Regions from separate parts of the Homo sapiens genome. Here regions 2, 3, 4, 5, 6 and 7 are each linked to region 1. A link is a contact called in ENCODE Hi-C or POLR2A ChIA-PET data. All regions are on one chromosome and are shown on one strand. Each heading gives the region's core, a stretch centred on a gene start or an enhancer-like site at or near the end of the contact. The rest is flanking DNA. Distances are from core to core; before and after follow the strand shown. Region 1 holds the start of PPIP5K2 (diphosphoinositol pentakisphosphate kinase 2). Region 2 holds the start of ARB2A (ARB2 cotranscriptional regulator A). Region 3 holds the start of GPR150 (G protein-coupled receptor 150). Region 4 holds the start of ELL2 (elongation factor for RNA polymerase II 2). Region 5 holds the start of CAST (calpastatin). Region 6 holds the start of ERAP2 (endoplasmic reticulum aminopeptidase 2). Region 7 holds the start of FBXL17 (F-box and leucine rich repeat protein 17).

What was found. Hi-C counts contacts between places; a loop is a spot of excess contacts on that map. ChIA-PET counts read pairs that join two places held with the same protein, here RNA polymerase II (POLR2A). Pooled maps may share reads with other maps.
Region 2: a loop to region 1 is called in a pooled map, with 4 times the contacts of the local background. The contact joins the promoter of ARB2A here to the promoter of PPIP5K2 in region 1. A Hi-C loop is called at or near these places in 2 of 50 pooled maps.
Region 3: a pooled map shows a loop between it and region 1 (4-fold over the local background). The contact joins the promoter of GPR150 here to the promoter of PPIP5K2 in region 1. A Hi-C loop is called at or near these places in 5 of 50 pooled maps.
Region 4: a pooled map shows a loop between it and region 1 (13-fold over the local background). The contact joins the promoter of ELL2 here to the promoter of PPIP5K2 in region 1. A Hi-C loop is called at or near these places in 9 of 50 pooled maps.
Region 5: a map of naive thymus-derived CD4-positive, alpha-beta T cell shows a loop between it and region 1 (10-fold over the local background). The contact joins the promoter of CAST here to the promoter of PPIP5K2 in region 1. A Hi-C loop is called at or near these places in 2 of 168 maps with a recorded cell type or tissue (both naive thymus-derived CD4-positive, alpha-beta T cell) and 8 of 50 pooled maps. POLR2A ChIA-PET finds 5 or more read pairs at or near these places in 1 of 52 experiments (activated B cell).
Region 6: a pooled map shows a loop between it and region 1 (7-fold over the local background). The contact joins the promoter of ERAP2 here to the promoter of PPIP5K2 in region 1. A Hi-C loop is called at or near these places in 4 of 50 pooled maps.
Region 7: a map of B cell shows a loop between it and region 1 (24-fold over the local background). The contact joins the promoter of FBXL17 here to the promoter of PPIP5K2 in region 1. A Hi-C loop is called at or near these places in 4 of 168 maps with a recorded cell type or tissue (B cell, CD8-positive, alpha-beta T cell and naive thymus-derived CD4-positive, alpha-beta T cell) and 13 of 50 pooled maps. POLR2A ChIA-PET finds 5 or more read pairs at or near these places in 2 of 52 experiments (activated CD8-positive, alpha-beta T cell and naive thymus-derived CD4-positive, alpha-beta T cell).

The regions. Positions count from the first base shown.
Region 1 is chr5:103,118,509-103,122,508 of GRCh38, forward strand. PPIP5K2 (diphosphoinositol pentakisphosphate kinase 2) reads left to right here and starts at 1,793. Exons shown (of 31, transcript NM_001276277.3): 1 at 1,793-1,980. GIN1 (gypsy retrotransposon integrase 1) reads right to left here and starts at 1,630. Exons shown (of 8, transcript NM_017676.2): 1 at 1,556-1,630. RefSeq lists enhancers at 766-1,267, 1,268-1,768, 1,604-1,863, 1,894-2,083, 2,134-2,193.
Region 2 is chr5:94,109,659-94,113,658 of GRCh38, forward strand. ARB2A (ARB2 cotranscriptional regulator A) reads right to left here and starts at 2,005. Exons shown (of 11, transcript NM_032042.6): 1 at 1,853-2,005. It overlaps LOC105379087 (a long non-coding RNA gene), which reads left to right and starts at 2,044. Exons shown (of 7, transcript XR_001742441.2): 1 at 2,044-2,081; 2 at 2,667-2,746; 3 at 3,897-4,000.
Region 3 is chr5:95,617,606-95,621,605 of GRCh38, forward strand. GPR150 (G protein-coupled receptor 150) reads left to right here and starts at 2,482. Exons shown (of 1, transcript NM_199243.3): 1 at 2,482-4,000. The coding sequence starts at 2,671. The coding sequence ends at 3,975. RefSeq lists enhancers at 2,038-2,653, 3,850-4,000 and silencers at 2,823-3,222, 3,313-3,362, 3,380-3,674, 3,383-3,832.
Region 4 is chr5:95,959,993-95,963,992 of GRCh38, forward strand. It overlaps ELL2 (elongation factor for RNA polymerase II 2), which reads right to left and starts at 1,859. Exons shown (of 12, transcript NM_012081.6): 1 at 1,583-1,859. The coding sequence starts at 1,729. It overlaps LOC101929710 (a long non-coding RNA gene), which reads left to right and starts at 2,009. Exons shown (of 5, transcript NR_130776.1): 1 at 2,009-2,044. It also overlaps a transcript of CAST not described here. RefSeq lists silencers at 1,273-1,682, 1,753-1,992, 1,948-2,415 and an enhancer at 1,711-2,468.
Region 5 is chr5:96,661,126-96,663,900 of GRCh38, forward strand. CAST (calpastatin) reads left to right here and starts at 1,251. Exons shown (of 32, transcript NM_001750.7): 1 at 1,251-1,372. The coding sequence starts at 1,298. RefSeq lists an enhancer at 904-1,405 and silencers at 968-1,557, 1,748-2,027.
Region 6 is chr5:96,874,469-96,878,468 of GRCh38, forward strand. It overlaps ERAP2 (endoplasmic reticulum aminopeptidase 2), which reads left to right and starts at 2,032. Exons shown (of 19, transcript NM_022350.5): 1 at 2,032-2,059. It also overlaps a transcript of ERAP1 not described here. RefSeq lists enhancers at 1,671-1,800, 1,821-1,970, 2,141-2,350, 2,721-2,930.
Region 7 is chr5:108,379,753-108,383,752 of GRCh38, forward strand. It overlaps FBXL17 (F-box and leucine rich repeat protein 17), which reads right to left and starts at 2,346. Exons shown (of 9, transcript NM_001163315.3): 1 at 947-2,346. The coding sequence starts at 1,939. RefSeq lists silencers at 1,197-1,276, 1,297-2,046, 2,247-2,496 and an enhancer at 2,597-2,716.

The sequences.
Region 1 (4,000 bases), core at 543-3,042:
CTTCAGTGCTAAGAAGAAAATAATCAGAAGACTCACGAATTGTATCCTTTTATAACGATATAACAGTCTAATGCAGTTCACAAACTGCTGGTTCTGGAGGTAGAGAGACAGATGACAAGGAGAAATAGAAAATGCGTAAGAAAGAAAACTCAGTTCACGAAAAGCATAGCCTTTGAAGTAGTTAAAAGTTTTACTGCTAATAATTGGTATTCATATACAAAAGTAACGTAAATGAAAGTTGTTTTTTTTTTTTCAAAGCCCATACATATGAGAAAATGGCTTGAAACTGTAATATTCGAGACAAATATAAATATCTTCTTATACTCTGATTGCTAAGTAAAGGTATCATTTACAAGGGGGATTAAGTGGTTTCTACTACATAAAGAAAGACTGTCCTGGGACTTCTTTGGATATGCTCATATTTTCAAGAATTTCTCTTAAAATCATTACTTAATGTACTTAAACATGTAGGAATAAGAAAAAATGAAAGTGATTGATTACAACTTGTAGTTTTGCAAGAGGAATGTCAGGGTCACATTTGGTTAAGCTTTATACACTTTGTCCCCTCCATAAAAGCAAATAAAATCAACTCATTGCTTAATTCCTTTAATAATTTTGTGTTCAATAAAGTAAGGCAGTTAGGTATTATGTCAAGATTAGGACTTAACTGTTTCACCAAGGGTTAAAAACAAAGCCACCAATTTAAGCCCCTAAAAGGTTATAATACCCGCTGGTTCCATCTTAAAATCTGCAATTTTCAATCAACATGTTAACTTGGATCGGAATTCTGACATTTGAATTATTCTATTTTAAGCTCCAAAAAATGGACACGCACAATTTTATGCAACGTCAAGGACCTGTAAATTTAAATACACTTCTCTGTAATCTGGTTCACTTCAGAGTACAAATTCATTGAACAAAAAAATGCCTTCATCGCCATATGCATTCACATGAAGCCACATGGGATAAATGCATTTCCACTTTAAAAAGTATCTACTTTGGTTCAGAAATGCCCATTTAAGAAAAACCTACACTGAGATAAAGTGGACATTTTTCTTTTAAAACTACGTGACAGGATTCCCTCTTGACCTCACGTTTCTCCCCGCCACGTATTTAAATTTGGGGCAAAATTTCTGATTAAATGACTGATCAAAGTAATGGGGAGAATTCTTCAACGCCGGCCAAAAGTGCTTAGTCTCAAACGCTGTGAGGGAGCATTTCCTAAGCTTTGGGCGACTCGTTAACGGAATCTTAAGGGCAAGGTCCAACCACACTCAGAATCAGCAGGAAAATGACCGTTTGGTAAAACTCAATTACACCCAGTAGGCACCTCCCCAGGCCCGAAACAGCACTCGCCCTTTCTGCTCAGCTAGCGCGGGACATCGCAACGCCCAAGGCCCTCCTATCTCAAAGGCGCTTGCGCAAAATCTCCCCACAGACTCAATTAAACCCTTCCTTAGGCCGGTCGAGGCGAATGGTTTTGAAATTACTGTCGGGTTACGCCTCACTTTAAAAAACAGTAGGTATGACACAGCACACCAGAACGACCACTCACCGAGGTGGTCCTAAATTCAAACGACAGATTTAAGCTTCCTCTCGTGATTTATCTCGCGCTGCCGGAAGCGGAACTACCCGGGTCCTTTAGAGGGCAGTCCTTTGGGGAACCTTGGAACCACGGTCAGAAAGGTTAGGACTGATCATTTGGCTCTTGCCGGAAATCGTTCCGCCCGGTGAGGTTTCGGCGTGAGACCCGAGGAGGGCGGGGAAGAGGCGTGACGGAGATTCCTGAGGTGTAGTAGCCTGAGGTTCCCTTATGTGGCCCTATAGCTGTTACTGAAGGAAGTAGCCTACGTCCACGCCTACAACTGAAGTCTCTTGACAAACACCTCACCCCTGCCTCCGGGATGAAAGGGGGTAACCTAGACCTGAATGGGCTTGACCATCTCACAACTGCTCGCGTGACGACCGCATTCGTGGCAGGTGAGGGCCCAAAACCGGAGGAGAACCGGAGATGCGGAACCTGATCATGCCAGGGTTGAGGCGGCTGCTGGGCTTCTGCTTTGTCTCCTGTGCTCTGCAGACCCTAAACACATGCTCCACCGAGGGGCTTGTGCTGGAGAGAATGACAGCCTGGGCGTGGAGTGACAGTACAGCTTTGAGGGTCCTTTCGCGCCTTGATTTCTCCTCCTGCTCCCCCATGGCTTCCCTTTTTCATTTCTTGGGTTCGAGACGCCAGAAATTGAAGATCAGCTAAAAGGGAACCGCTGAGCTTCTACCCCACGCTGTGCCTGGCTCCACTGAAGTGATTAGCCTCGAGTTATGGGACTGCTGTGGGTAGAGGTGGCTTTTTAAAAAATTTTCTGCCTTAGTCTTTATCCCTCTCTCTGTCAACCCCACACCCACTTTAAAATAACAAAAGCCTCATGTGTTGCAGCTTTTCATAGTAGGGACCGAGGCTGCAGGGCACTGCCGCACCTAGTCATTTGGAGGTCGTTGCAGCCTTCTGCGCCTTGAAGAAGAAGGGGCCAGGGTGATGATCCCTGGATCTCATTCACGAGGTTCTTGACCACTTCCTGGGAGATTGCGACTCTTGGTGTCCTTTGGCTAGTAGTTGTCTTGCTGGAAGGCTTAACTGTGGAAGTGGGAAGCATAGCTGACCTTAGCACGTAAAATCCTCGCTCTACACTGGGACAGGATTTTGTTTTGCTATTGAGAATTCTTAAATGAAATAGATAATTTTTTTGTCTCAGATAGATAAAATAATAACGATAGTTGCCATTAACTGAGTCTTATGTGTGCCGAGTGCTTTACATAGTTTGTCATTTATTCCTCTCAACAATTCCAGGAGGTATGTTAGATTATTATCACCATTTTACAGAGTTAGAAATGGAGGCTTTGAACAGTCAAGCAACTTGCTCTATTAAACATTTGTTATAAGTAAACGTTTGAATCTGTGTTAAAAACCAGATCTGTCTGCCTTCAAAATCTGTATTCTATTGTCCTGTCCTGTTCTTCCTCGATTTCAATTTCTTCACTAACATTTTCAGTGTCTGAAAGTATCCATTCATTTAAAAAATTTTGGTGTACCTACTTATATGTCTGACAAAAGTTAGACATGATCTCTGTCTTTATGGAGCATTGTGATGCAGAATTAAGTAGTGCAGAACCCAGAATACTGTACTTACTGCAGCACAGGTTTATTTAAAGCAAATGACTAAACTGATTTGCAGAAAATTTTAAAATCAAAGGTTGCTGTTTTAAATGTTAAATTCATATGACTTTCAGAGTAGTTGTTGTGAGGGTATTAAACTGAACAATTGGTAGAACATCTGTTGATTACCCAAATAAGTGCTATGAACCAAGTTAAGTAGTGGGAATATATAGATTAGGTCCTCATTCTTTAAAAGCTCCCATGCAACCACAATATAGACAATGTTATGGACTATTAATTTTCTCACGTGGAAAAGGAATTGTGGTTATGTAGGAAGGTGTTCTTATTTTTAGCAGATACATACTAACGTACTTAGAGTTGAAGTGTGTTGATATCTAGTACTTTCAAATGGTACAGCAAGTGTATGTGTGTGTATGTGTCTGTGTGTATAAATAGCAAATATGGCAAAATGTTGGCAATTGTGAGTATAATGGTGGGCATATAGATGATTAACAAACTGTTCTTTCAACTTTTCCGAATATTTGAAATTTTTCATAATAAAAAGTTGGGGAGGAAAAAACCCAACCCTGATGGAAACAGATAAGTGAAAAGATAGATCCAAAATGCTGCGGAACATAGAAGATGGGAGAGGGTTTTTATGTGTATTTGGGGCCTAACAGAAGTGTGATAGTTCTCAGGAAAACCTTCACTGAAGACCTTTCAGTTGGTTTTTGAATGGCGGATAGGAACTTTCAAGGAGAGCAGTGAATTCCAGGCAGAAGGAAATGCAGGTTCAGCAAAAAGATATTAAATGAACGTTTGAAGAAGGAAAAAGAAATCAACAAGAAG
Region 2 (4,000 bases), core at 755-3,254, 9.0 Mb before region 1:
TGCCTACATCCTTGCTATTCCAAATATATCAAACACGCTCCTGTCTCAGTGCCTTTGTACTAGGCCAACTCATTCCTCCATACTTGCGGAGCTCACTCCCTCATTTCATTCAGATCTCCACTCAAGTGTTCCCTTATCAGAGAGGGTGAGCTTACCACCCTATCTAAAATAGCATCCTCTATCATTCTCTCTCCCCTTAATTTATTTTTCTCTATACCTCTTTTTTTTTTTTTTTTTTTTTCTGGAGACGGAGTCTCGATCTGTCACCCAGGCTGGAGTGCAGTGGCATGATGTCGGCTCACTGCAACCTCCGCCTTCCCGGTTCAAGCAATTCTCCTGCCTCAGCCTCCAGAGTAGCTGGGAATACAGGCGCACGCCACCACACCCAGCTAATTTTTTTGTATTTTAGTAGAGACGGGGTTCACCGTGTTGCCCAGGCTGGTCTCAAACTCCAGGGATCAGGCAATCCGTCCGCCTCGGCCTCCCAAAATGCTAGGATTACAGGCGTGAGCCACCGCGCCCTGCCTTTCTCTATACCTCTTAATCACTACTTGTTATATATTTACTTGTTAATTATACGTCTCCATCCACTAGAATGTAAGTTCCAGGAGCAAAAGGACTTTCTATTTTGTTTACTGCTGTCTTCCCATCACCTGAACACTATCCGGCACACTGAAGGTTGCCAGTAAATACTTGCTAAATGGATAAACAAGTGGATGCTCATGGTTTCATAGATAATATTTCCCTCTTGGCCTTGGTACTATTTATTCTACCATATGGAGCAGCCATAGCCTGAAAGCATCCAGAGCATCCTTAACTTTTCAGCGTAGGATTCACTGGTTAAGTGGAAGTAAGGCCTAGTTGAAAATTCTGAAAGAAGCCTGGTACCAGCACTGTCACTGAGGCCTTAACGAAGCAGATCCAAAAATACTCTCTTACTCAGTTTCTACATTCGCTAAATGTATACAGTGTAACCGTCCCTCGCATTGTAGGATAAAGAATACACCTTATCAATGAGATATTTGTTATGCAGTATATGGCATGCGTTAATGCAAACGATGTCATGTACTACATTAAAAAATCGCACTGATATTTTGATAAATATACAATGCACTTGTAGATAAAAACCAGAGAATTTTTCCCTCTACAGCTTTTTTGAGGATTTGGGAGAAATGGACAAATGCAACAACATTGCATGTCATTAAATACAGTATATCCAAACACAACGAGTTTCTTGGCCCAACAGATATAGACCCTGGAGCACTATAAGAATATGTTAAACACCTGGATGAGGGAAAGAGAAGACTGCTTCCAAAACATACTTACTTTATTTCAAAGTCAAAAGTATTCAACACTTAATTCATACTGCATCCCAGAGAAACGTCCCACCCGCGCCCATGCATGTTACAAGTTTTGAGAGCATTTTATAACTGCACTTTAATCCCTCTGCAGTGAATGACTTCTGGTAAAGCGCTGGCAGTTAATAATACTTTTTGTAGAAAAAAAAATTAATACAACAACCACAATACCTCCACTCGCAAGAAAGCGGAGGAGGGCCCATTACTCTGTCTCCAGGGACTCCCAGAATCCCGTACGCCCCGACATAAGGAAAGTCATCCAGGGAACACACACGTCGCTCCCGCCTAGAGAGTGGAAATGGAACATGGGACCTGCCCATCAGCGGAGGCCCAGACACAAGTCAGAGGTGTCCGCAGGGAATGCAGCGTGGTTCCAGACAGCCTCGGTCCCCAGGGCCAGCGACCACCGCCTGAGACCGACCCAGGCCAGCCCCCTCCTGATTTCGACCCGGGCCTGCCCCCGGAGCTCACATCCCCGCAAACGGCAGTCCTACCTGAGCTCTGCCCCCAGCCACAGGGCTGAGGGGGCAGGCGGGAGGAGGCGTGGCCTTCCAGTTCGCCAGTCGAACTCCCTCGTGCGGTTGTTATGACTTTCCCTCTCGGGATCCGCGCCCCGACCAAGTTCGAGTTGCACTTCCGGGGTCTTCAGGAGATTGATACGTCATTACGCACTTGACGGCAGCGGCGGCGACAACCCGGAAACGGGCGGGGCGCGGGCCCTGGGTAGGTTCCTGTGGTATTAGGTGGACTGGAGAAAGAGGCCCGCGTGAATTAAGTGTAGTTCTCTTATGCACTGGCGGACTCTGGTCGCCCTTCCTTGTGAAGGCTGCCTGGGTAGCCGTAGAGGACGAGGCCACTCTAAAGCCTCGTTTTCCCAGCGGAATTTTAACTATTCTAAGGATGTCCTTACAGCCAGTTCCCCACTCCGCTACTCAGAGTGTGTCAGACTTTACCCTGTCCATTCAACTCCAGAAAAACCGGGAGGTCTAGATTCGGAAGATTAAATTTACCTTTGAATTAGGACATGTAAAATAGGAAGTTAATATTAGCATCCTAATGACAAAAGTTTTCTCGTTATCATACTTGACTCAAATGGGAATCTTACGGATATTAATGTTTTTTCCAGAAACAGGTTTGAAAGGTATTTCAAGGATAAATCTGGGGAAAGGGATGGAAGCAACTGATTTTTAATTTTTAGATAGTACTCTCAGAGCATTTATTTAGTCCAAAACTGTTAATTTAATGAATTAGGCTAAACTAGACGCTGGGGTAACAAAGCTGAGTTAGATACCCTCTCCTCTGAGGCAGCTAAAGAGAAGGAAAGTCTGGTGGCTGACAAGTAAACCAACAGTTATGTTCTTCAGAGAGGAGATCTCAGACTCTCTAAGGTATACTTCACTTCCACACTGTTTGTACTTTGCAAATGTACCCTGCCCCCTAAAATGTAAACTCACTGATGGTAGTGACATAATCTTGTCTTTTTAATGTATCCTCAACCATACAACAGTGCCTGTCCACAAAGTAGACAATAAATACTTATTGAATGACTGAATGATCACAGTGGTAAATAATAGATTGGGGAAATCTAGAAAAGTGTATAGGACAAGAAGAAAGTGGTGTAAGTAAGTGGCGGGAGATAAGGAGCAGTAAAAGGTGAGAGAATCCACTGGAGTTAGCCAGAACTGAGTACCTGAATGAATCTCGGGCATTGCAAGACTGTTAGGGCTTCATTTCCGGAAAGAACTCAAATGGTTTGTAGAGTGACACTTTATACTGAAGAGGAAGGCAACAGCCAGATTCTGAAAAGCTTTCTATGTCATGCTGAGTAATTTGATTTTCTGCTGCAGACAATTGGGGAAGCTGAAGGATTGTTGAACAGAGGAGGGAAACATTTTTATTTTGGTGGACTTTTGCAACAGTGACAGATTATATTAAAAAGATAAGGCTCCCAAAAATGTATAATCCCAGTTTAACCATGAGAAAAACATCAGACAAAATACCTGACCAGTACTACTCCAAACAGTTAAAGTCATGAAAAACAAGGAAAGTCTGAGAAACTGTCTGAGCCAAGAGGAGCCTAAAGAGACCAACTTTAATGTTGGATCCTGAAATAGAAATAGAACGTAAGTGAGAAAACTAGTGAAAATTGAATAAAAAAGTAACATTCCATTAAGAGAATATACCAATGTTTACATAAAATATGGAGATTGGTCAAAAGATGAGTGACATGACCTTTCAATATTTCCAGGATAGAGGCCCACTCAAGGGTTAGGGGAATGTACTTTGTTCAGTAGTAAACTATTGAACAAACATATGGGTGCTTCAGCCTGCAATTCCAGCTGGACTTACATGGGAATGAATGAGCCTTCAGATTGTTCCTGTCATTGAGTCAGCTGGGGTCCAAAATTTCATAAAGCAGAGACGAGCCATCCCCACTGTGCCCAGTTCTGAATTCCTGACCCACAGAAACAATTAGAGATAATGAAAATGATTCTTGTTACTTTAAGCCAGTAAATTTTGGAGTGATTTGTTTTTCAGCAAAAGAAACTAATAGCTGTATGACAACAGCCAAAGAGTAAATATCCTTTCAAGTCCAATCCTGCCTAAGATGTCAAAATCAAGAATGAAGAGGTTATGTGCTG
Region 3 (4,000 bases), core at 1,232-3,731, 7.5 Mb before region 1:
TAACTTTAAAAATAACAAAAAATAATATTCACAATATACAACTCAACTGTGAATATTTTTGTTTCATAATAATATAAACACCAAATATAAGTCTAACCCAAAATTACAGTATTGTTCTAATGGTATGGGAAATGGAAATAGTGACAGAGGTGCGAGAGATAAGTCTTTAATAAGAAGTTAACAGATAATATATCAATTTGTTAAATCAATGAATAGCATTACATATATATTATTTACTATTATGAATTAAGTCAATGCCAGAAGAAAGAGCAAATAGAGTCTAAATTGGTTCCCTCTAGAAAGAGGGGATAAAGAAGTGGAGATGTATAGGACAGGGAACTCTTTATGTTATCAGCCTTCTAGTTCCATTTGACTTTCAAAACTATGTGCATTGTATAATTTTAATAAGAATTAGTTTAGGCCAGGCCCAGTGGCTCATGCCTGTAATCCCAACACTTTGGGAGGCCAAGGTGGGCAGATTCTTGAGCCCAGGAGTTTAAAACTAGCCTGGGCAACATGGCGAAACTTAGCCTCTACAAAAAATACAAAACTTAGCTGGGTGTGGTGGTGTCTGCCTACAGTCCCAGCTAGTTGGGAGGCTGAGGTGAGAGAATCACCTGAGCCCAGGAAGTCGAGGCTGCAGTGAGCTATGATCATGCCACTTCACTCCAGCCTGGGCAACAGAGTGAGACCCTGTCTCAAAAAGGGAAAAAAAAAAAAAAAAAAGAATTTGTTGAAAATCAATGTTTTATCAGATCTTACTAAAGTTCTGTGAAATTTCACTATAGTCATTTTGAAATGCTAATATATAAGAGCATTTCAACAAATTTGAGACAAATGATAGACTATCTTGAGAAACACTGAAATGATACTGGCTAGGAAAATCACTGAATGATGAACATTGCTCAGAGAAGGCTCCCTGGAAGAAGTGCATTATAAACTGGGATGATGTGTGTGCATAGAAAAAGGCCTTGGATAAAAAGTTCTAAAGGGAGAGTATGAAAATCAAACCAGGATTTTAGATTTTCCAAGGCTATCACTCTAGCTTTCTTAAATGTCCCACCAGGAACACTTATTCCTATGTCTCCACAGAGCTTCCTTGGGCTCCTCTGGACAATACTGGCATAGTATAAAAGGAATTTTTTCTTAGGTGATGGATTTATAGTCAAGGCAGGCATTTATGCTCGAAGGTATCTGAAAAGCATCGTATATCCACTAATTCATCAACTCAACACATACCCACTGATAACTACAACCTGTCAGACCAGAGCGAGGCACCACAGAGATGATGATGAAAATAACCAAGGTTTCTGGCCAAAGGACAACAGCTTGGGAAATGGGATTCCTACAGCAGCTGGCAGGACTATCATGGAACCCACCAAATCTTCCTAGGCCATGAATCTTAAAGTTCCAAATGTTTCCTCAGATTGGGAATGTGAACCCTAGACAACACTCATACCTCCCTGGCCCCCAGGCCAGGAAGTACAGGAAATTCTACTTTCACCATGATTAACGTGGAGGGTGCATAAAAAGACAAATGGATGCTTCCAACAGGGAAACTAAAATGTGTTTGTGAGGAGACAAGGCTAAAATGAAAGCAGCAACATTTAATCTAAACCATTTCCTGTGACTTGGATTTCTTTTTTAAAAAAATTGGCCGCCTTATCACTTTCTTAGTCACCTTTTCTCTAGGCTTATTGGAGGCGTAGCCCCTCCTAGCAACTTCCCATCTGCTGGAAAACAGAATCAAGAGAATGAGGAGTGTGATGACGCATCCTTCACTGGATGAAAATATTAGGAGAAAAGCAATAAATGCACTACCATTTGCATAAAACCTATTAATGCCCTCTTCAGACTAATGAAATGAATTTTACATCACCAAGAAAGCAGCTGTGACCCACTGCTCCTAGTATTTGGAACGATCTGCAACACTGCCACTCCTAAAAGCAACATCATTGACTTTAGTACCCTCTAATTAAAATACTTTCATTCTTGGACAGAGAAGACACATCTTGATCAAAATTCAGCTAATAGGTCTCCTCTTTGCTCAAAACGCTGTTAGGTTTCTTGTGTTCCTGTTTTTCTCATGCTCGTGCAGATCCATGGCATTTCAAACCTTTAAAATAAAAACTAATGTCTTTTCTATTTTTTTCCTACTGGCAATCACATTGGGGTGGTGGGGGCGTGTGGTACAATCTCAGTCAAGAGGTCCTCTCTTGTGTGGGTGCTGGCATAACACTGGCCGTATACAATGGCCAAGCAAAGCGACATTCTGTCCTGCTGTGCTTTACACGTAAATAGAGAATGGATGAGGTTCTCAGCGCCCAGGGGTCCGCGGCTTCCGCGAGGGTAGCGTCGGGGGCCGCTGCAGAGATTGGAAGAGTACCCGCCGGGAATGGGAGGGAAGACGCGGGGAAGGTGGAGAATAGGAATCATGTGTGTTCCTCGAGTGTACAACCCACATTTGAGTGACAAATCACGAGGACAATCGACAAAAACAACTAAGCGCAAAGCCGCCCGAATCCATCTCCCTCTCTGTGCGTGTGCCTTTTCAACTAACTTTGGGAACTCGTATAGACCCAGCGTCGCTCCCCGCGCCGCCTCGCCTCCACTTTGGTTTCCCGCGTCCTGCCCGCCCTCTTCGGTGCCTCCTCTTCCTCCGGGACAAGGATGGAGGATCTCTTTAGCCCCTCAATTCTGCCGCCGGCGCCCAACATTTCCGTGCCCATCTTGCTGGGCTGGGGTCTCAACCTGACCTTGGGGCAAGGAGCCCCTGCCTCTGGGCCGCCCAGCCGCCGCGTCCGCCTGGTGTTCCTGGGGGTCATCCTGGTGGTGGCGGTGGCAGGCAACACCACAGTGCTGTGCCGCCTGTGCGGCGGCGGCGGGCCCTGGGCGGGCCCCAAGCGTCGCAAGATGGACTTCCTGCTGGTGCAGCTGGCCCTGGCGGACCTGTACGCGTGCGGGGGCACGGCGCTGTCACAGCTGGCCTGGGAACTGCTGGGCGAGCCCCGCGCGGCCACGGGGGACCTGGCGTGCCGCTTCCTGCAGCTGCTGCAGGCATCCGGGCGGGGCGCCTCGGCCCACCTCGTGGTGCTCATCGCCCTCGAGCGCCGGCGCGCGGTGCGTCTTCCGCACGGCCGGCCGCTGCCCGCGCGTGCCCTCGCCGCCCTGGGCTGGCTGCTGGCACTGCTGCTGGCGCTGCCCCCGGCCTTCGTGGTGCGCGGGGACTCCCCCTCGCCGCTGCCGCCGCCGCCGCCGCCAACGTCCCTGCAGCCAGGCGCGCCCCCGGCCGCCCGCGCCTGGCCGGGGGAGCGTCGCTGCCACGGGATCTTCGCGCCCCTGCCGCGCTGGCACCTGCAGGTCTACGCGTTCTACGAGGCCGTCGCGGGCTTCGTCGCGCCTGTTACGGTCCTGGGCGTCGCTTGCGGCCACCTACTCTCCGTCTGGTGGCGGCACCGGCCGCAGGCCCCCGCGGCTGCAGCGCCCTGGTCGGCGAGCCCAGGTCGAGCCCCTGCGCCCAGCGCGCTGCCCCGCGCCAAGGTGCAGAGCCTGAAGATGAGCCTGCTGCTGGCGCTGCTGTTCGTGGGCTGCGAGCTGCCCTACTTTGCCGCCCGGCTGGCGGCCGCGTGGTCGTCCGGGCCCGCGGGAGACTGGGAGGGAGAGGGCCTGTCGGCGGCGCTGCGCGTGGTGGCGATGGCCAACAGCGCTCTCAATCCCTTCGTCTACCTCTTCTTCCAGGCGGGCGACTGCCGGCTCCGGCGACAGCTGCGGAAGCGGCTGGGCTCTCTGTGCTGCGCGCCGCAGGGAGGCGCGGAGGACGAGGAGGGGCCCCGGGGCCACCAGGCGCTCTACCGCCAACGCTGGCCCCACCCTCATTATCACCATGCTCGGCGGGAACCGCTGGACGAGGGCGGCTTGCGCCCACCCCCTCCGCGCCCCAGACCCCTGCCTTGCTCCTGCGAAAGTGCCTTCTAGGTGCTTGGTGGTCAGAGACGGGTCA
Region 4 (4,000 bases), core at 609-3,108, 7.2 Mb before region 1:
TCTGAATACACTCCCAGTAAACCAGGGTTCACACCTCTCCTGCCGCTCTGCCTCAGACTCTGCCTTCGCTCTATGTATTTAAAGTGCCTGGCACTAGTGGGAGCTCAACAGATGTCAATTCTTTTCCCCACTTTTAGCTGAATAACTATGTGAATCTGTGTCTCGGTGTCCTTCTGCCCCTCTGTCTGTTGTACGAGACCGGTTGGAGTGTGTTCCTCAGTACCGAACGGGCTATTTGTAAGATGCCCCGTGGGTTCTATCTCCCTTCCGACTCTCTCCTCTCCTGTAAAACGTTACAGGTTCCCCCATATGGCATATCCCTCCCTCACGCGATGTATCCACTCCGGTCTCCCACAGTACTGCATGTCCATAAACTGTTTCCCCATGCACCCTGGTTACCGCGTCCCTTCTCGGTGCTTCCCTGTCTCTCCCATTTTTTTTCCAACATGAAAGCGTCTGGATTTGTAGTCCAATTACAGTGTATGTGCGCCTATCTGAGCCTCTCTCTGTACTGGAGGGGTGTGTGTGTATATGTGTGTGTGTGTGTCCATGGGCTTCTCTCGAAAACGAGGGGTGAGAGGCCCGAGTCTCTGCCCGGGATGCATTGTATCCTCCCCACACCTTCTGGCTCTGGCTCGTTCCCCGTTTACACTTCCCAGAGTCAGCCCAAGACGCCGGGAGCTTTTTCGGGTACGTTGAGCGTCCGTGAACCTCTCTCTCCAGAACCCGATGTCTTGCTCCCGGGGAGCGCTAAGTGTGCGTGAGTCCTCAGGTCTCTCCCCAGGGCACTGTGTTGGTTTGTGTCCGTCCTGGACGCGGCGCGTCTCCAGTAACGCGATGCGCCGGTGTCCCGGAGTCCCTGGGAATGCAGGTGTGTCCCCTCCCCCCCCGTACGCGAAGCGCCAGTGTCCCCGCCGTTCCAGTGTGCGCCGCCCCCTTACACGGACTGCCTAAGTCCCTATCTCTATGAGTACACCGTGTGCCCCTCACCATGCGCCCGAGTCCCCATCCCTTCGAGCACACAGTGTGTCCCCTGATACGTGGAGCGCCTGTGTCCCCAAGTCCCTGGGAATACAAGGTCCCACCCCCACACGCGGAGCGCCTGTGTCCTGTCTCTGAGGATCCACCGTGCCTATGTAACTGGAAAACGCGGGCAGCTGGTGCCCGCGAGTCGTCCCTGGTTCCTTGCCCATACGCTGCTCGCTACCCTCCTTCCCCGCCGAGGGTAGCGTGGTCATCTCACTTCTCTTATCGGGGCCTCTCTCCCTCCTTGGGACCCAACAAGCCAGGAAATCCTCGGGGGCCGTCGGAAAGTCCCGCAGCGGCAGCGCAGCCGACCCAGGGCTGCGGCTGCCTCGGCCCCGCCGCCAGGGGCCGCCCGACTGCCCGCTTCCCCAACGCCCAGGCTAGCCCGGGACCGCGGCGTCAGCCACCCTGCCCGGCCCTGCCCTGCCTGGCCGCTGCGGGCGCTGACGGTAGCAGCTGCCAGCCACGGCTCCGCCGGCCCCGCACCCGGGCGCGGCCAGGCCGTGAGGGGTGCGCTCTGCCTCTCTGAGCCCAGCCTGCCGGCCGGCCCGCTCACCTTGTGGCTCTGGTAAGTCTCGAGCGCCCGGATCGCCGTCTCGGTGAGCTTCACATGCAGTACGGTGATGTTGTCCTGCCCCAGCCGTCCGCACGACAGCCCATAGCGCTGCTCCTCCCGCAGGCCCCCTGTCCCCCCCGCCGCCATCTTAAACTCCCCGGGGTGCCGCCGCCGCCGCCGCTCCGGCTCTAGCCTCCACTGCGGCCGCGGCTGCTTGGGCTTCTGCAGCCGCCGCCACTGCTAGGGCCATCCCGCTGCTGACGTACTGTCATATACTGCGCGGAGCCAGACCTCGGACTGCCACCGCCGCCACCCGCCCCACCCTCCGGCCCCGCGCCCCGCCCCGGGCTCGTCTCATTGGTCTTGTTCCCTTCAGAACCGCCCTCATCGGCCGCCCTCCACTCTCACGGGGGCGGGCCCAAAGTCACTAGAGTTTTGCTCCTGGGACGGGACGTCCGAGAGGTAAGAGGCTGACGTCTAGGTGACGCGCCAACTTAATCATGTCTGACGTCACGTCTGGTCGTCTTGGCTAGCCGGCCGAGATTGGCCAGGCTGGCTTGGGGACTCCCCTGCTAATTGGAAGTCCAGGTTGCCTGGTCTGGTTACCTGGAGTTGGAGCCCCGCCCCTGTGGGGGATAGTAGTGAAAAGTCAGAATTGGGGAATCTCGCCCTACGCGGGTGGTCCTTGGAGAGGAGGATCTCCACCTCCACTATGTAAGGGGATGGCCGTGACCAAATAAGGACTTTGTTCCCCGACGGCTGCGGAAGCTGTGGAACTTGGTGCGTGCGTGTGGGGGAGGACGCAGCAGGAGGACTCGCTAGAGAGCTGCTCCTCAAAACTCCTAGTACTGTAGTTGAGCAAACGGCATTGGGAGGAAACTGCTCACTCTAAACTTGAAGTTATCGGGTGCCACACGCAGAGCTTATAAAAACAAAAACAAAAACAAAAACCCTTGAAATTAGTGAGTCGACTCTTAGATGTAGGAGTTGTGTTAGATCTTGTGGAGCATCTTAAGGACAAAATCACGCGGGAGGTTAAATGCCTTTCGTATGGTGGGCATGGTATAATAGAGAATTGAGCTTCGAGGTCTTTCCTACGCCATGCCCTGTTGTGATTCTCTGGGATCACAACTGGTGGGGATGATATCTCCTTAAAAAGGACTCTAGAAGAAGAGTAAAACTGGCATTGATCTAAATTAAAAGAAACCTCGACAATTCTCATTCTCTAATTCAGTTTGAGTATTGTCCTTTTTATTTGATAGGGCTGTGTGAAAACCTAGCTAGGGTTTAAAGGTAAGAGGCTGTCGAGGTTAAGCGAAGGAGATGGGGGCGTGAGGGGCGTGCAAAGGCCTGGCATACTTTCCATTCCATCCACAGGATGCTTCCTGTGTAGGCGTGGCTAAAAGAGGGAGCCTAATCTGGAGTCCCTTTCAGATTGTGTGTGGATAGACTGACAGATGGGTTCCTGTCAGAGGATGGATTAATTGGTTGATCAGAAACACCAGATAAAACAAACCATTGAAAGCTTTCAAACTGTTGAAAGGCAGTTTAAAAAAGTTCTTTTAATAAAAAAACTGAGACGCTTGTTTTTACCCTCAGCTTATAAAACCATGTTCTGTTCTACTGGGATTCCCCGGGAAAGTTTATAGATATTTAATCAGTATTTTTCATTATTTTAAATGGATTAGGGCCATGATTCCATGTCCTCCCCTCCCAATAAATGCCTTCCCCACCGTACGGGTACACTCCTTTTTGATTCAGACCTTCAAACATAGTAGGTGTATAATGTGAATTACAGAATGAATTGGATTAAGTGGAAACACCTGTATTAAGTGTTACTCCATCACAGGAAAACAGTTTGTAAATTGACTTAATTTCAATCCACTAAGATTGGCTAGCTGTTAAGACGTGATTAACGCTTGCTAATTTCATTTACTTTAGTGATACAGTGTTATCTTAAATTCATGTAGTAGAGATATTAAGGTAATCATCAAATTGGATTAAAAAGTTTACTCTTAGAAGGGAAATAGAGGCTTTACTACCTAGTTTTCTCCGCTTTCCAAAAGTAGAAACCTTATTCAAATAGTTCATCTCTAAGCGGACTATAATCTAAAAATAATTCTGTACTTGAACTTTTCTTTTCTCTCTCTCTTTTTTTTTTTTTTTTTTTGATAGTAAAGGACTGAGCACATAGCTAAAGCCTTAATTATTTGGGAGGTGAGGGGGAAGGGAGGTTTGACCGGAACAAGTAAAACCTGTATCCCACTGCTTTTCCGGTGAATGTGGGTAAATCCCCACCCACATGATATCCTAACTTGGCCTACTCTTACTCAGAATTTCTGATGACATCCAAGCGGGTGGGGGAGGAGTAAGGATGGTTTTCGTTGTAGTTTTCAAATATCTGACCTGTAGCTTCTT
Region 5 (2,775 bases), core at 1-2,500, 6.5 Mb before region 1:
CCTTCTGGCCGGCTGTAGTGGCTCACGCCTGTAATCCTAGCACTTTGGGAGGCAGCACTGGGCAGATCACTTGAGGTCAGGTGTTGTTCGAGACCAGTCTGACCAACGTGGTGAAACCCCGTCTCTACCATTAAAAAAAAAAAAAAAAAAAAAAAGCTGGGTGTGACAACGCGCCTGTAGTCCCAAGTACTTAGGAGACTGAGGCAGGAGAATCGCTTGAACCTGGGAGGCGGAGATTGCAGCGAGCAGAGATCGCGCCACTGCACTCCAGACAGAGCGAAACTGCCTCTCCAGAAAAAAAAAAAAAAAAAAAAAAAAGGCTCTGCCTTCTCTCTCTTCAACTGTCTAAACCCCAACGCTGCAGAAAGCGGTGACCCCAAGTCCCAGAATGATGATGCTACTGCAGGGTAACAAACAGGTTTTCTGTCAGGCCTGATTGTGAACCAGCAGCAACTGCAGGCTGACAGTTTCTCACATAAGCACGTAGGGCTTGTTAAATTTCACTTCCAGCCCCAAACCAGGAAGCGCTGTTTAAGATGAGCCCAAGAAGAAAGCAATCTAGCTTCAGAAACAAAACTCGCCAGACTCTAGAAAGACTATAAGGGTTTAAATTTGGGACTGTTCTCCGTTTTGCATTGGAACCTATGTTCTCCTCCCCATAAAAGTTTATTAAAATTCGAAACTGCCAAAAAACAAAGTAAAATCATATAAAACATACACAGGCGCGTGCACGCACGCACACACACACAGACCAATTTGTTTTTGTGATCCGCTTCCTTATCTAGACTGTCCAGGCTTGGGCCAGATTTGAGTTGGTAAACTCTCGCAGCTAAAGCGGAGCAGAATGTAGAAAGAGTATCTACTTCTCCGGATTGTTGGGAGGAGGGTCGAAGCGTAGACTGGCCACGCCCGGGTCCCGCTCTCTCGTTGCACAACTGCAAGCTAGATCTGGGCATCGAAGGAGGAACGCTGCAACCTCCAACCCCTTCTTTCTGACCAACCGGGACCAGAGCAGTGCTGGGGCCGGGGCGGGTCACCGGGTGAGGACCGGGGCGGAGGGTGTTAAGTTACAGGGCAGGAGCCCGGGTCCCTCCGCGGGCAGGAAGGGGAGGGCCCATCGGGGCTAGGGGAACCCCGGCGCAGACCTGGGGTGGGGTCGGAAAAGCTGTTTCATCGCCCGCTCCCGGGCCCTCCGCTCCCTCCCTCCCTCCCTCTCTCCCTGGCAGGACTCCCCGCCAGGCCTCCCCGCCACTCTCCGCGGCGCATTCCGGGAGGCAGCGGCCGCAGCGGCCTCGCCATGTCCCAGCCCGGCCAGAAGCCCGCCGCCTCCCCGCGGCCCCGGCGAGCAGCCGCCGCCCGCCGCACCCATGAGGTGAGTGGCGCTCCTGTCGGCGTCGCGGGGCTGGGCGATGGGGTACCGGGTCCCGGAGCTGTGGCCGCCCTCCCTGGGCGTTGCCAGGCTGGCGGGTCTGCAGTCCCCGGCGCCCCCGCGGGGCAGGGAGAGGGCTAGGGGCTTGGCCGCTGCCAGGCAGGTGGCTGCAGGTGGCTTCGGTTCCCCGGCCGGGTCCAGTGCGCTGGGCGTGGCGTTGGCCGGGTAGAGTGGAGGGGGGGACGCGTCAAGAAAAGTTGGCTGGTAAGACGTGGGTGAATGAGGATGAGGATGAACGGGGAATGAGGTTCACTCAGGACCCCCGAGTGAGTGGGGTGGTTTCACTGGACAGCGGGATGTAGTCTTCCGCGCTAAGGCCGGGCCGCAGGGCGTGGCTGCCTGGAGACGCAGAGCCTCTTCCCTAACCAGCCTCGAGCCAAATTGGGCGGGCGAGGAGGGGCGGGGCCTGCGCCGGGCCCCACCCCCAGGGTTCTGCCCACCTGGCAGCCGCCTTGGGATGTGCGGAGCTCAGTGCCAGCCCGGTCCCGGCCAAGCGGAGTGTGAGCCCGGCGCCTCCAACGCAACACCCCGCGCCCTCGCCGGCTCCCCCGCCGTGCGGATCGGAGCCAGCCGGTTGTTGCCATGGCATTCGCCAGCTGGTGGTACAAGACGGTAAATAGGAGCGGTTGTGCCTGGGCAGGACCCGGAAGGGAGTGTGTTGGAAGGGAGTGTGTTTGCTTTGCCCTTCTGGGCGTGCGGATGAAGCGTTGTCCGGGGTTTGGCGGGGAAGGGGTGCGGACCGGGTGCGACCTCCTCGCAGACCTTCAGGTTAGGCTCGGGGAGAGGCAGGGGACTCACCCTCTTGTGGTATGTATGAGCGCGCCCGAGCGTGCGCGGCGCATGCACCTCTCTCGCCCCGATGTCAAGCACTATGCTCTGCTGGCGCTCACAAGTGGGATGGAACTGGAATTGTTGCTGGAGGAATTCTGTCTAGGAGGTGGATTCCTGAATGCACTAGGACGCAGCTCGCAAGAGCTTTGATCTAGAGTTCTTTTTTAACCCCTAAGTAAAGTTCAAAACTTTTAGAGGGCGATTGTTGGACGTACATTCGCCGACGCAAAGGAGAGGCAGCTGCAATGTGAGGCAAGGAGAAAATCCCAAACATCAAGGGGCAGAAGCAACTGAGATCTGAGACCAAGACCCTTGGAGAGAGCGGTGGAGGGGTGGAGGAAAGAAAGCGAGAAAGTGAGAGAGGGAGGGAGAGAGAGACAGCGCGCACAAAAGCGAGCTTCTCTGCACTTTATTACTTTGGATGAGGGACAAGAACATTCCATTTGTTTGGTGCATTGAATGTTTGTCCTGCCAATTAGGTGTAATATCCAGTCAAGCTGGCACTTCTAGTGTTT
Region 6 (4,000 bases), core at 782-3,281, 6.2 Mb before region 1:
CCCACGCCCTGCAGAGTTAGAGTCCGTAGATAAGCCCTTGGGGCCTCCTCTTCTTTGTCGTCTTTGTCCCCTTCTTTTTCCCACTCACTGGCTTCCAGCCATCCCCCTTCCTGTGGTGCCCCTCTCACTACATGAAATGCAGCTCTGAGGGACCCCATTCAGTCTTATGTTTCGGGCCTTAGGTGTAGGCTACTGCCTTCCTTTCTGCCCCTTCTACTTTATCGACTTGTTCTTTCAGGTTGAAATAATAAAATGTAGAAAGGTGGAAAAATTAAAGCTTGAGACTTAACTAGGATCTAATCATGGCAACATGTGCTATTGGGCCAAACATAGGTTGCAAACACAAACCACAGCAGGACAAGGCACATGATACAAGTCTATGAAGAGTGTCTGCAACATGATAAGAGCTAAGCTTGTTATATTTCACTTGACAATAGAAATTGTATGGATGTATTGCCATTTAATAGACTGTGATTCAAACAAAACAACTATAGGCTGGCATATAGGCTGCCAGTAGGCCACTATGGTTCCCACACTAGGACTTGCCCCTCTGTAAATGGGGAAATCAAGGAAAGATCTTGAGCAGTGGGGGAGGCATGGTCGAGCAGTAGTTGAAAGGATTAATCTGGTGGCATCGTACAAGTAACTGCAAGAAGCTGAGCTTGAGAAGCTGGGAAGACATGATTGAAGGCCATTGTGAGGAAGGATGAGGACCTGGACTACTTTAATAAGCGGTGGGATTTTTTCTTAGTTGGATAGAAAGAGATTGAAAATGATTCAAAAAGGCCAGTTGCGGTGTCTCATGCCTGTAATCCCAATCCTTTGGGAGGCTGAGGCAGAAGGATCACTTGAGCCTAGGAGTTTGAGACCAGCCTGAGCAACATGGGAAGACCTCATCTATAAAAAAAAAATAATAAATTAGCTGGGTGTAGTGGTGGATGCCTGTAGCCCCAGCTACTTGGGAGGCTGAGGTGGGAGGATCATTTGAGCTCAGGAAGTCAAGGCTGCAGTGAGCTGGGATGGCACCACTGCACTCCAACCTGGGTGACAGAGTGAGACCCTATCTCAAAAAAAAAAAAAAGAAAAGAAAAGGAAAAATCAACAGGCTTTGGTAACAAATTGGAGAGGGACAGAATCAAAGTAACTAACTATATGGTTCAATCCTAGATAATGGAAGAAGGCTGGAAGCATATAAAGCAAAGGGTGTTTATCTGGGGAAAGAAAACACTATTTGAGTTGTCAGGGTTCTGGTTCAGGTTAGGGTTAGACATCCATGTACTGTTGGTCCATCAGGCTGTTGGAATTACAGCAGCAGAACCCTTGAAGGAGGGATCACAATGGGAGCAATGTGGGATGAATGGGGATAAATGCTAAATCTGGGTACTGGAAAGGATAAAGAGAGGGCAGAGCAAAGGCCAGAGGTTTCATCTTTGTGGAAGGTCTGTATTCAGAGCAGAGAGGAAGTTGAAGCCCAACTCAAACAGGCAGATAAAGAGAGATCAAAGAGATGAGCATGAGATACAGTCCCCTCGTGCCCAAGGAGACAGGGTGGTTACAGACATGGAAAATCTGAGAATAATCACCTCTGATAAAGATCACAGAAGCTGCCCGGGAGGTGTTTGGTAAGCTTGGAGTTACGTTTGTGGGGTGGATGGGCAGAAGTCAGATTTCATAGCACTGAGGATGCAGCACAAGGAGAAGTTCAAGATCAATTCCTAAGACAACAACTTGGCACTAAAAAACATAAACTATGTTCTGAAGGCTTTACCCTGGGGACAAGGGAAGGGAGGTGATAACAGCAGAAGTGGCAGCCACTGGCGATCCTTTCTTTCCATGGTTTGGCTTCTACTCCAAAGCCACTTATTTGTGCATTCTACAAAAAGTTTCTTGTCCTTTTTGAAATAAAGCTCTTATCCTAAGCTCCATTCACACCTGCGTGATAATGAACCAGCTAGTACTTACTGTACTCAGGAAGCATGCAAAGTTCTGAATCTTAGAACAGAAAGTGAAAGCAAAAGTAAATTCCCCTTCAGTCAAATCTGCAGCAGCATGATTTAAGGTAACGTATCAACATTTCTCTTGGGTTTGTCTTAAAATTAGATTTTTTCAATAAGAATAATGAACTGAAGGTATAGAACTGCTGTGTTGAGAAGGTTTTGTAATCTAAGGCAAGGTTCTGGGGGACTGGGGTGAATTGGGCGCGGCTGTATTAGAAAGTGTATGCAGTTGAGGCTGGGACTTGATCTAAGACGCTGCTGCACTGACTCTCTTTCAGAGATCTTTTTGTCTTTTCTAAGCGTTTGTGACAATTCTTGCCTCTTCAATCCCAGGATGTTTTGTTCACTGCATTGCTATTTAAGGTACAGTGCAGTATAATAGAAAGCCCACCAGACCAAAGGGCAAAGAGCTATGTTTTAGTCCTGATTCTGTTTCAGACTTCCTGTGTGGATTTTGAGAAGTCACCATCCTGTTCCTTCATCTGTTTATTTAATTTAATTTATGTATTTATTTATTTATTTATTTTGAGAGAGAGCCTCGCTCTGTCGCCCAGGCTGGAGTGCAGCAGCACGATCTCGGCTCACTGCAACTTCCACCTCCCTGGTTCAAGCGATTCTCGTGCCTCAGCCTCCCGAGTAGCTAGGACTACGGGCATGTGCCACCATGCCCGGCTAATTTTTGTATTTTTAGTAGAGGTAGGGTTTCACCATGTTGGTGAGGCTGGTCTCGAATTCCTGACCTCAGGTGATCTGCCCACCTTGGCCTCCCAAAATGCTGGCATTACAGACCTGAGTCACTGTGCCCGGTCCTGTTTCTTTATCTGAACACTAAGGACTTGTACTAGCTGGCCTTTACAACCCTTACTAGTTCTAAAGTTAAAGACTGTGTGAGTAAAGCTTTTCTCTCTACTCTTATCAATCAAGTACATCTCTAGGAGTGTCTGCTACAAGTGGGGGCGAGCTACTCCTTCATTTTGGCCATTGAATGCAAGTTATAACCTCAATAATAATTTCATATCCAACACTAATTACTTACTTCCTATATGCTCCATGCTGTGCTGTGCCAACTTCTTCACATGAATTATTTCATTTAATCATCCCAGCATGAGGAAGGTATAATTATTACACTGTTTTATGGTTGAGATAAATGAAGCTCAAAAAGTAAAAAACTTTGCCCATGATCACGTAGGTGAGGTTGGTGGAATTAGCGTTGGAATCTGGGCACTCTGATTCCAAAGCCTCAGACCCACATAATAAGCCACTCCATTTTTTTTAAACCCTCCAAAATTCAAGCTAATAGACCAATTATGAGTGTACTTATCAGACGTTCTTGGAACACTGAGATTTGTAGCAGTAATTTAATGCTTGTTTTTAAAAAGAGGGAGAAGTATCTTTAATATTATTTTATTTTTGTTCCTTTAACAATACCTGTCACCTGCATTAATATTGCAAATTGAAAAATTGAAGTAATTGTTTGGATAATTAATGCTGCAGAACTTGTTAAGGATTATAAAAAGAAGAAGTAGCAGAGAAAACCTTCATGGTTTGAGTTGGAGCAGTAAGGAAGTAAGTAGAGGCAGGTGGTAGGGTGGCAGTAAGAATTGATTCCCCCAAATTAACTATGCTGTTTGTCCTAATTTTATATGTGTTGTAGCTTTACCCTTCAAAAAGAAAGAAACTTAGTTCTATTTACAAAGGTAGTAAATTCAGTTTGATTTAATTGTGCTTTCAAAAGTAGTGTAAAGGGAAAAGAACCGAACCTTAAAAAAATTCTGTAAGAATATTATAAACTCAAAATTTATTTCCATGGCTTTTGACATATTGAAAATAAACTGGGGATAAATACCTACCTTGACCAGCAACCTTTACACCAGTAGCCATAAAATGAGGCCATTCAGATAATGTTATTGAAAGAGGTGAAGTTCAATGCCATTCGTAGTAATAATAATATCTGGTATCCAAAGAATATAGAATATATATATAGAATATTCTTTGTGACTTAT
Region 7 (4,000 bases), core at 1,096-3,595, 5.3 Mb after region 1:
AATAACTTAATAAAAACTCTATTATGTAACTAAAGTTTGTCACTAGCATTGACAAAACTGCAAAATATTCTTGGTAGTTGAAAATGACACAAACTTCATGCAGGACACCCATCTCCCAACAAAAAATACATCTGTGCTTACCTCTGGTAATCTGTATGCTTTTATGCAAGGGTTAAAATGTAGAAGGGCATTACAACATAGCATAAACAAAGAGGTTTTTAAGTCAGGTGGTCTTAAATTCCCTCATTCAAGACCTAGATCTACCCTTTACTTTCTGTATGTGACCTTGCACAAGTCATTCAACCACTTCAAGCCCCACTAGACTGTCAGCTCCACAGGAGCAAAGACCACTTCTGCCTGACTCACTACTATAAACCGTGGCCCACAGCACGGAGAAATCAGTTTCTTCCTGTATAAAATAAAGATATTAACAGTATTTATCTCGAAGCGTTAACTAGATAAATGGGATATTATATATATAAAGTCTGGCGCAGTGCCTGATTATGGTAAATGCTCAGTAAGTTAACCGTTTGACATTAACTACCAGCCATCAAACATGAAAGTAATGTTTAAAGACTTTCAAACACCAACATGCAAAGCCTTTACCCACTAAGTATAAATTCCTCGATTAAAAAATTTTTTTTTCCACAGAATACCTGCGAAGTTTCTAAACCACTGGGTTGGGATTCTAATAATAGCTGAACCCTGAATGGTGGGTTATAGAGTCAAGCTATTAAAAGACATTCAGTAGACTCCAAGTGCTCCTACTTCAAAAAATAGGCCATAGGCAGAGGCCCCACTGGCTTCCCAGTCTCCCCTTGGGACGTCCCTAGGCTGCCAGGGAACCCCCCTCCTCCGCGCTTAGGGGGAGGAGAGAGAAAGCCTCGGAGGCGGGGGCCGGGGGTGGGGGAAAGCGAGCATCCCTGCGCCTCTCGCCCAGACCCACCTTGAGCAGGATGGACGGCGGCAGCTGGTTGATGTCTGGGGTTTCGGGGGGCGGCTCCCTGTGACAGTCGCAGGGGTTTTCGGGGGACTCCCGACAGTCCGCGTCGCCACATTCATGCTGCTGCTGGGCGGACAAGGGGGCGGTGCCCCCGGCTCGGACAGCGTCCCCGCCAGCTTCGGTGGGGGCACCTTCGGAGGTGGGAGAAGAGGGCGGAGGGCAGAGCGGCTGCGGGGGCTGCTCCGGGGCCTGGCAGCAGCCGGCGTCGGGGGGCCGGGGCGGCGAAGCGCCTCCCCCCGCAGGCCCTCCCCCGCCACCGCCGCCGCCGCCGCCGCCGCAGCCCCCGCCGCCGCAGCGGGGCTGCTTGCAGGGGGTGCAGGCGGGGACCCCGGCCCCCTTCCGCTTGCACACCATTTCGGGGGGCGTAGGGAGCTCGGCCGGTGACGGTGTCGGCCCCCGGAAGAGCTGCACGGCGGCGGGCGGCCCCAGGAAGCGCACCGGCCCCAAGCTGGCCAGGAAGAGACTTCGGCCCTGCTGCTCCCAGGCGGCGGCCGCAGCCAGCCCCAACTCTTTGCAGCAGGAGGCGGGCGACGAAGCCGAGGCGGCAGCGGCGGCGGCGGCGGCGGCCGAGGATAGCAGGAAGCGGCGGGCAGCAGCGGCGCAGTCCTCGGCGGCCAGGGCCGCGTAGCGCCGCGCCAGGTGCTGAGAGGAGGAGGCGGCAGCGTAGGCCCCGTCCCGCGGCGGCGGCGAGAGCGGCGGCTCCTCCTCTGGGCCGGCGGGGGCGGGCGCGCCGGGACTGTGCACGATGAAGCAGAGCATGCAGGGCCCGCGGAAGAAGCAGTCCCGGCTCCGGGGCGCCGCCGGCTGAGGGGGCACCTTGGCTGGGGTCCGGCGGGGCAGCCTGAGGAGAGGGCGCCGGCGGCGGCACCAACTGCAACAGCGAGGCCTCTTCTGGCTCGGGCGGTTACGCGGCTCCTTCGAGAGAAGGTGGCCCATATAGAAGGCCCCGAGGAGGGGGACCGGGACGGGAGGGAGGGAGACCCAGAGAGGCGGGCTCCCGGCAGCGGGGCAGGCCGCTCGCTGGCTCGGCCCCCGGAGGGGTCGCCCTTCCTGCGCACACACACGCACACACGGGCACACACGCGACGGTGGGGGGTGGGCGTCAGCTGCGGGCCGCCGGAGTGCCCGACGGGGGCTACATGCTTTGCCCAGGGAAGCCGGGAGAACGATGGGCGCGAGCTTTGGGGACGCGAGGGAGGGAGCGAGCGAGCCTGCCGGCTAGGCGACCAGTCCGGGCCCGGCCAGCCGGCTCAGTCAGTCAGCGGAGCGGCCGGGGAAAGGCCGGGTCCCGCTCGGACCATTTTAACTGCGGATCCGCCGCCGGCGCGCGCACCCGCGACTCTGCTCGGAGCCGCAGGAGCGCGCGGCCCGTTCCGGCAGGGGGCGGAGCCAGTTGCGGTGGCGCGCTCGTGGCGGGGACGCCGGCACCCGGCTGCTCACCCGGGACGGCCGTCACACCGGCACTACGGGAAGAAGCCGGCCGGCTAGGGCACGGAGCTCTGGGCTTGCGGGGTGCGGCGCACGCCCCTCCCTCCCACCGCCTAAGGTTTTTCCGAAGCTGCTGGGCGTGCGCCGCGTTTCTGAGGCGGGAGGAGACACTTCCGAGCCAGCTGTGTGACATCCGTTTACACAGCCGCGCTGACGTCTCGAGGTGTAAGTTCAAGAGCTGCCATTGGCCGGGAGCCGCTGGGCTCTTCCCCTCACCTTCCACCCCTGTCACCACCCCTGACTCGGAAACCGAGGCCACTTCGAAGCCGCGAGGCGGGTTCCGCCGGAAGGGCCAGTGTGGGCGCTGACCGCGCTTCGGGCAGAGTGGCAGATGCGGCCCCTGGGTGATGCGCACCGAAGTCATGTGAGGGGTTGATTGGTTGTGCGGCACCACTGTTTACCCACTTGTGTTTTCTTAATTGTTGCGTACTACTGCCTTTCCACAACTTTATTTCAGAATGAAAGCATATATCAAATTACCTGTGCACAGCAGAAAGATAACAGCTTCCCCACCCAGTGAGCCATTCAACACCCAGGCTACAAACTGTAGATCACTTTATTGTCTACACCCTCGGAATCCTGTCTAGCCGTCTGTTGTATATTTTAAACATGACGGTGCAGTGCCTGCTATATGACAAACGTTGGTGATCCAGATGAGAAAGAGGAAACAGCTATGCAGGCAGTCCTTTAGAAGGTTTGACTATATCGAGGCTAAAGAGCTAGGGCAGCTGCTAGAGCGGTACCTGGTGCGGAGAGGTTAGCTTTCACAAGCGAAAAATTAGAGGAGGCAAATACCATGGGAATGAGCCACTCTAGTGAGAGAAATAAGAGGAGAAGGTGGAATGGAGAGTGCTTTAGGAAGGATACTTTCTTCATTGTGATTACAGAGAATGAGGAAAGGTAGATAAAGGACGGATACAGAGAGGTGGATGTTTCTAGCAGGAAGGTGAAAGAGTTCCTTTCTGTTGGTTTCTGTTTTGCTTCAGATAGAGCTTGGTTACCTGCTGAAGGGTGGAAGAGAAGTGGCAGGTGTTTAAAAAAAAATCTGCTAAGGATAACTTGAGAGAGCTGACTGAGGAAGAAGTATTGCAATATTCAAGGCCCAGTGGCTTGGAGAAGACCACTGTTGGAACCTACATTGCTATTCCCACTATAGTGGCCAGCCCCACCCAGCCTGCTCTCAAACATGCTGTCAAACAATTGTTAATTCTGGCCTTTTTGTCAGAAATGACCAATCTTAAGTCTGTCACATTCAGGGATCCTTTCAGAGCCTAATGACAGTTATGTGGAATTCTAGAAGCAAATATTTGTCAAAAGATTTCACAGACATACACGCTATTCACTATCAAATGCATTGCCTGAACGACATTTACGTACACATATAATCCACATAACTTTCATCCATTTGCCTGTAGGAGAATCTTCCAGGGCCCCAGAGCAGTGCTTGAGGACTTATTACAGATCCTTTGACATCTCTACTAGGCTGCACTTTCACAAAAGGCAAGAGTA